Regions from separate parts of the Homo sapiens genome. Here region 1 is linked to region 2. The links are chromatin contacts, found by Hi-C or POLR2A ChIA-PET in ENCODE. All regions are on one chromosome and are shown on one strand. Each heading gives the region's core, a stretch centred on a gene start or an enhancer-like site at or near the end of the contact. The rest is flanking DNA. Distances are from core to core; before and after follow the strand shown.

Region 1 (3,380 bases), core at 372-2,871, 360 kb before region 2:
TTTTATCTTTGGTTCAAGTGAACTGTGGACTATGTTGAGAGTATGGCTGAAATCCTTGTACCAACTACTCTTTTAGATTCAAGCTAAGATCTTAATAATATTTTTAAGTAAATATATTTGTACATTATAGCTAGAAATTTTTGAGAAATTATTGAAATAAAAATTTGTACTCAACCTTAATTTGTCTCATATGTTCTAATAAAGAGACATAGTTTCAAAAAACTATGTAGATATAACAACCTTCACACTTCAACAAGATGATTGGACTTTAAATTAATGATTTCCAATTCTTTCGTGAAAGAGTATAGAAACATTAGAAACTTCAAATTGCCCTTATTGATTTTTGCATCTGAGGTATAGACATTATCTCTCTTTACTGTGAAGGAAACCTTCTGGTAATATGGGAACATCTTTTGATTTCTAAATAAGAAAACAAGTTTACAAGAAAAAACAATTTCTGCAGTTATATAGATAGTTGTAGAAAAATGTGTAACTACTCATTCTAAATCTATGCATTCAGTAAGAAGTTATTTGATGGATTTTACTGTTTTTAAGATGTAAAACAATGTATAGTAAAACAGATGTGTAATTGCTTAAAGTCTTAGATGCACTAATGTATAGGTTTATGATTTCCTGGGGTGTTCTGTGTGAGTGATGGCCACAGGGTTTTAACTGACCCTGTAATTTAAGCTTTTCTATAATATTTGTGAGATTAATAGATCATCTTGTATTTTTGTTTTATAAATTCACTTACCAAAACCCCACTACCCTGACTTTATGGCTTTATATAAGCTCTGCTTCAAAGACACAAATAAGTTAGAGCTTCATGTTACTGATTGAAAAAAATACTTACCTAGAACTTCACTATAAAACTGATCCCACTTCTTCATGTCAAATATTTCGAACCAAAAGTCAAAGTAAAGCACATAGATCATATTTTTTACCCTCTCCATGAAAGTCATTTGATCAGTTAATTCTGACATAACAACAGGTACGTAGGAAGGAGGGAAAATAAATCCTCCACTATGCTTTTCAAAAGTGTAGCCAGGAGAGAAGCTGAGACTGTACACAAAGGGTATGTTAAATAGCTCAGCCAGCAGCTCACTACAGGGAAAAATAGCATCTGCAAAAATGACGTCAAATCTTGACTCTTGTACTTTTTTCATAAATTTCTTATTTGAAACTACATCTTTACAGAACTTTCTAGTTATGTCACCAAATATTGACATGATTTCCTGTACTTGTGAAAAATATAACCAAAATGTATCTTTTGGAAGGTCTGACCATCTCTTAATCTGTTGCATGATGAAATTCTCCAACTCAGTTTTAGTTAAAGATGTGGGATAAATTTCAATTTTAAGAGCGGATGAGTTGTTGGGATCAAAAAGAATGGAAGCTGAAGATGCCAGTACAGTCACCTCATGACCTCTCTGAATAAGCTCATCCAGGATTGTCTTTATATTCATCCAATGGCTGTATTCTGCTGCCCACACCAGCACCTTTCCACAATTCCCAGAGCTAAAGCAAAAGCTCAGTTGTATTAGCAAAATTACTGAAGTCCATTTCACAGACATCCTGGTGCAATGCAATGCTTGTTTTCCAGTTGCTGTTCCTTTCTGTCATTTCTCATGGTTATGTCCAAAGATAAATTAGCCAAGAAGTTAAAATGTAACCCTTATAAGTCAAAGTACATACAATATCATTAAATCAACAGTCTGAGCATGTGGATGGCAAAGAGACAAATGAAGGTAAATGATCTGTTCACACAGATGTGATTAATTTCCCTTTTATGTTTATGAGTGCTATCCTTCAGCTAATATCAAGGATCTTGTATGGACATGCCATCTGTCTTATGCAATATATTTTAGAAGAGTGTCCAGAACAGTAGCAGTGACAGATCTTGTTTCTGCAGTCCATTTGACACAAAACTAAAGATTAAATGACTAAACATGGTCCACATATTTTTGTAAACTTTGTTGACATGTAATTTAAATATCATACTATTTATCAATTATTGTGTAAAATTTAATGTTTCATAGTATATTCACAGAATTGTGCATCTACCATAACAATCAGTTGGAGAGCCCTTTTATCTCCCCAAAATAAGCCCTATAGTCCTTAGCCTTTTTCTCTCCACCCCTAGTTTCTGCATTTCCCCTGTCCTAGGTAATTGCTAATTGAATTTCTATCTCTATAGATTTGCCTATTCTGGACAATTTTTAATGCATAGAATCATACAATATGTGGTATTTTGTGACTGGCTTCTTTTATGTAACATAATATTTTAAAGGTTCATTTATGATATAGCGTATACATGTTGATTCTTACAACCATCATGTAAGATATTGAGAGTTTCAAGATGACACTATCTTTTTAAACTTTGTTAAAGTAATCAAAGATAAAGAAAGAAAAAGAGAAAAGTAAACCAAGCTTGTAGTACATTCAGCATTAATCATTAGGTTAGCTTGTTCTCCGACTCACTTCCTCACAGTTATTTGGCTGTTGTCCTAGAATTATGCAGACCCTGTTACAAGACTATAGTTCCTCTTAATCCTTCTATAAATATTAACTTAAACATTATGAAATGATCAACTTTCCTTTTGAGGTATTCCTTCAGGTCCAGCATACTGCTAAAACTACTGACTCGGCTGGTCTGAAGGATCTCACTGATGTCAGCTGATCTGAAAGACTTCACTGATGCCAGCTGATCTAGAGGACCCCACAAGGAACTGACTCAGCAAATAATGTAGTTTCTTGTTCTGATGACTTTACCCTATTACCCTGACTAATCAATTACCCAAATTTTCCAGCCTATCACCATCTATGATCTCCTTAAAACCTCCAACCCAGAACTCCTTGAGGAGCTGGATTTAGGGTTCTCTTCTTATCTCCTTGCTCAGTGCCCTGCAATTATTAAACTCCTTCTTTGCTGCCAAATCTGACGTCTCAGTGTAATTGGACTATTATTGGACAGTAAGCATATGAAACTGTTGGTCCTATAACAAAACTTTAATGGAATAAGTAACTGCAAATATAATAAAACTAGAAAGATAACTATAATTAGAAGTGGAACTTAATGATGTAACAGAATTGATGAAATCTCATGATAAAACAAATAAGTGAGGAGTTACTACTTTTGGAGGGGCAAAGAAACTTGTTTCCTGAGATGGAATCTACTCCTGGTGAAGATGTTATGAACATTGTTGAATGACAACAGGAGATTTAGAATATTACTTAAACTTACTTTATAAAGCAGCGTTAGAGTTTGAGAGGATTAATTCCAATTTTGAAAGAAGATCTTCTATGGGTAAAATGCTATCTGACAGCATTGCATGCTAAAAATATCTTTTGTGAAAGGGTGGGTTAATGTATGTGGCAAA
Region 2 (3,621 bases), core at 868-3,367:
TCTCCAAAGAGCTTGAACACTGAGAAAAATGTTCACTGGGGTGGAACCTCAGCAAGTTTGTGCCATTTGCAGTGGGGAAGAGCCAGGCCCCTCCTCTTTCTGTGTGGAAGCTGGGATTCAAGCTTTGAGCAGGAAGCACTCTAGCAGGGGGACTCTGGCCTTTCAGAGTCCTCGACATTCAAACCATCTGTGAGCCTAAATTTTTGTGGCCATGGGACAGACAAGGATCCCATCTTTAGCTGAACTAAGGAAAAGTCCTGAGACTCCACCACCAGACCCATCTTGCAAAAAATGCTAATGGGAGCTCTTCAGTCAGAAAGAGTAAAACACTATCATGCAAAAAGTAACTTTTCAAGGTATAAAAACAAGTGGTAAAATTGAGTACATGCAAAAACCCAGAATAAGCTAGTACTGAATTTGTGTTCTGCATTTCACCTATCCCAGAAAACATAACAACTATAGCAACCGGTTAAGAAACAGATGATATACAAATATGTAAATCAAGATAACTATGAGTCAAAATGGGTAGGTGATTGAGTTAAAGTATATACATTTTCTGTGACTTTTGCCCTTATTTATTTTATAATTTTATTTGCAATCTAAGTTGTGATCTCTTTAAAATAACATGCCATATCTCTAAAATGGTTTTCTGTAAGTCTACTGGTAACCACAGTTAAGAAATCTATCATTGATGTACTTAAAAAGCAGCAACTTGAAATATACTACCAGAGACAATCACCTAATTATGAAGAAAGACAGGAAGGAAGGAAGAGAGGAGTCTAAAAACAAACAGTAAACAATCAACAAAATGGCTCTAGTAAGCCTTACTTGTCAATAATAAAAATGGATGTAAATTGTCTCAGTTCTCAGTTAAAAGACATAGAATGGCTGAATAAAGAATCATGCTGCCTTAAAGAAACCCACTTCACTTATAAAGCCATACATAGACTGAAAGTGAAGGGATGGCAAAATATATTCCATGCAACTAGAAACCAGAAAAGTACAGGTGTAGTTATAAACAGATTACAAATCAGACGGGAAAAAAAAAACAAAAAACAAAGACAGTAACTACATGATAATGAAGGGGTCAGTTTAGCAAGATTTAGTCATTATACTTACCAAAACCTGAGCTCTCAAGCATGTAAAGCAAACATTAACAGACCTAAAGGCAAAACTAGCATGCAACACAGCAATAGTAGGAGACTTTAACACCCCATTCTCTGTAATGGAAAGATTATCCAGGAAGAAAATCAACACAGAAACATCAGAGTTAAAGTACACACTAGATATGAAGGGCCTAACTGACATATACAGAAAGTTTCACATAATTGCTGTAGAATAGACATTCTTTTTATTAGCACAAAAAATGTCTCCCTTAATTCTATGATAGGCTACCAAACAAGCCTGTACAAATTCAAAAACACAAGTATCATATGAAGTATATTTTCTGACCACAATGAAATAAAACAAAAAATAAATTAAAAGAAGAATCTGGAAAACAGACATGAACACATGGAAATTAAACATACTGCTAAATGACAAACATGTCAATGAAGTTATTAAGAAGAAAATTTAAAAATTTTGTGAGACAAATGAAAATGGAAGTACAGCATACCAACATCTATGGAAGATGGCCAAAAAAACTGTAAGAAGAAAGTTTCTTGTAACAAACATCTGTATCAAAAAAGTTGAAAGACTTCAAATAACCTAATCCTATACATCAAAGAACTAAAAAAGCAGGAACAAACCAAACCCAAAGCTAATAGAAAGAAAGAAATTATAAAGACCAGAACACAGTTAAATAAATTTGAGGCTAAAATAAACACAATACAAAAGATCTATGAAACAAAAAGTTGTTTTTTTGTGAAGATGATGGAGAAGAAAAGAGAAAATCAGTTAAGTAAACAATTAAGGCTGGTCCTCAAAAATGCTGCCTTCCTGAAAACTCACAACTACAGGAAAAATAGAGCAGCTTGGGGAAAAACTCAGACTGCAGAAGCTGCCTGCCTAAAAAAAAAATCACAGCTACAGTGCACCTGCACAGATAAGCCACAGATAAGCAGGCAAGGCATGCAATGTCCAGCATAGAAACCCTTTGCTCTTTGTATGATTAGTAAGCTCCCAGGAAAAAGTGTCCTCCCCTTTTCAGACATGTACACAGTGGGCTCCATGGGAATTTGCAAAGAGAGGAGGGGGGTGTACCTAAAACAAACCCATCATTATACAAACGCAAGAAACAGCACTTTGTGCTTTCCTGGAGACATATCCACAATGACAGAGAATAACTGGGAGATATGCAGGCGGTTTTATAGATAAGAAAAGTTACTCAGTTACAGAGATGAAACTATGCAGGCAGTTTTATAGATAAGAAAAGTTACTCAGTTACAGAGATGAAAGCAGTTCCTCATAAGAGCTTTTGAATACAACCGTAACACAGCAACCATCAGGGAACCCTCTCCACTGCCGAGAGCTTTGTTTTTTTGTTATTAAATTTTTGCTCCAACCTCACCCTTTGTAACCACGCTTCTTAATTTTTTTGGTCCTGAGATCACAAGCTCTGATAACACCTTAGACAACCAGACCAGTGACCCTGACTTGTTTCAAAGATCAATGATGTTAACAAACCTTTAGCTAAGTTAAGCAAGAAAAACATAGACAAGATGCAAATAAAAACCATCAGAAATGGAAAAAGAAGAGACATAAAAACTGAGACCAAAATAATACAAAACTATTAGAATTGTTATGATAAATTAATAGTAAACCTAGAAGAAATATATGAATTTCTGGACTCAAAACTTACTAAGATTGAACTATAAAGCGGTTGAAAACATCAAACAAATAATAATGGGCAAGGGATTGAAGCTGTTATTGAAGTAATAAAATGTCTTTCATCAAAATAAAAAGGTTCAGAAACTTATGATCCCACTTTTGAATTATACCCAACATGTAACAGCTTGATACCAATCTGACTCAACCTTTTCAAAAAAAAAAAAGAAAAGAAAAAGAGAAATAAAAAAAAAAGGGAATAATTCAAACTCATTCTATGAGGATAATGTTACTCTTACACAAAAACAAAGCATGGGCATAACAAAACAATAAAACTACAAGCCAGTATCACTGATGAGTATTGATATGGTTTGGCTCTGTGTCCCCACCCAAATATCATCTTGAATTGTACTCCCATAATTTCCATGTGTTGTGTGAGGGACCCTATGGGAGTTAATTTGAATCACGGGGACTGTTTCTTCCATACTGTTCTCATTATAGTGAATGAGTCTCATGAGATCTGATGGTTTTATCTGGGGTTTCCACTTTTGCATCTTCCACATTTTCTGTTGCTGCTACCATGTAAGAAGTGCCATTCACCTCCTGCTCTGATTCTGAGGCCTCCCCAGCCATGAGGAACTTTAAGTCTAATTAAGCCTCCTTTTCTTTCTTTTCTTTTTTTTTTTTTTTTGAGACAGAGTCTCGCTCTGTCCCCCAGGTTGGAGTGCAGTGGCGCGATCACGGCTCACTGCAAACTCTGCCCCCCGGGTTCATGGCATTCTCCTGCCTCAGCCTCCCGAGTAGCTGGGACTACAGGTGCCCACCAAGGCGTCTGGCTAATTTTTTGTATTTTGA

What was found. Hi-C counts contacts between places; a loop is a spot of excess contacts on that map. ChIA-PET counts read pairs that join two places held with the same protein, here RNA polymerase II (POLR2A). Pooled maps may share reads with other maps.
Region 1: a map of Caco-2 shows a loop between it and region 2 (9-fold over the local background). The contact joins the promoter of UGT2B7 here to the enhancer-like site in region 2. A Hi-C loop is called at or near these places in 3 of 168 maps with a recorded cell type or tissue (Caco-2, HepG2 and PC-3) and 2 of 50 pooled maps. POLR2A ChIA-PET finds 5 or more read pairs at or near these places in 1 of 52 experiments (HepG2).

The regions. Positions count from the first base shown.
Region 1 is chr4:69,094,715-69,098,094 of GRCh38, reverse strand. UGT2B7 (UDP glucuronosyltransferase family 2 member B7) reads right to left here and starts at 1,621. Exons shown (of 6, transcript NM_001074.4): 1 at 854-1,621. The coding sequence starts at 1,574.
Region 2 is chr4:68,731,812-68,735,432 of GRCh38, reverse strand. No RefSeq gene overlaps it. Among named protein-coding and RNA genes, the nearest start is that of UGT2B15, 63 kb to the right of the region's middle. Within about 2 kb of position 2,117, at least 3 of the 41 ENCODE cell types and tissues checked have a DNase peak (open chromatin) inside an H3K27ac peak, as active enhancers do.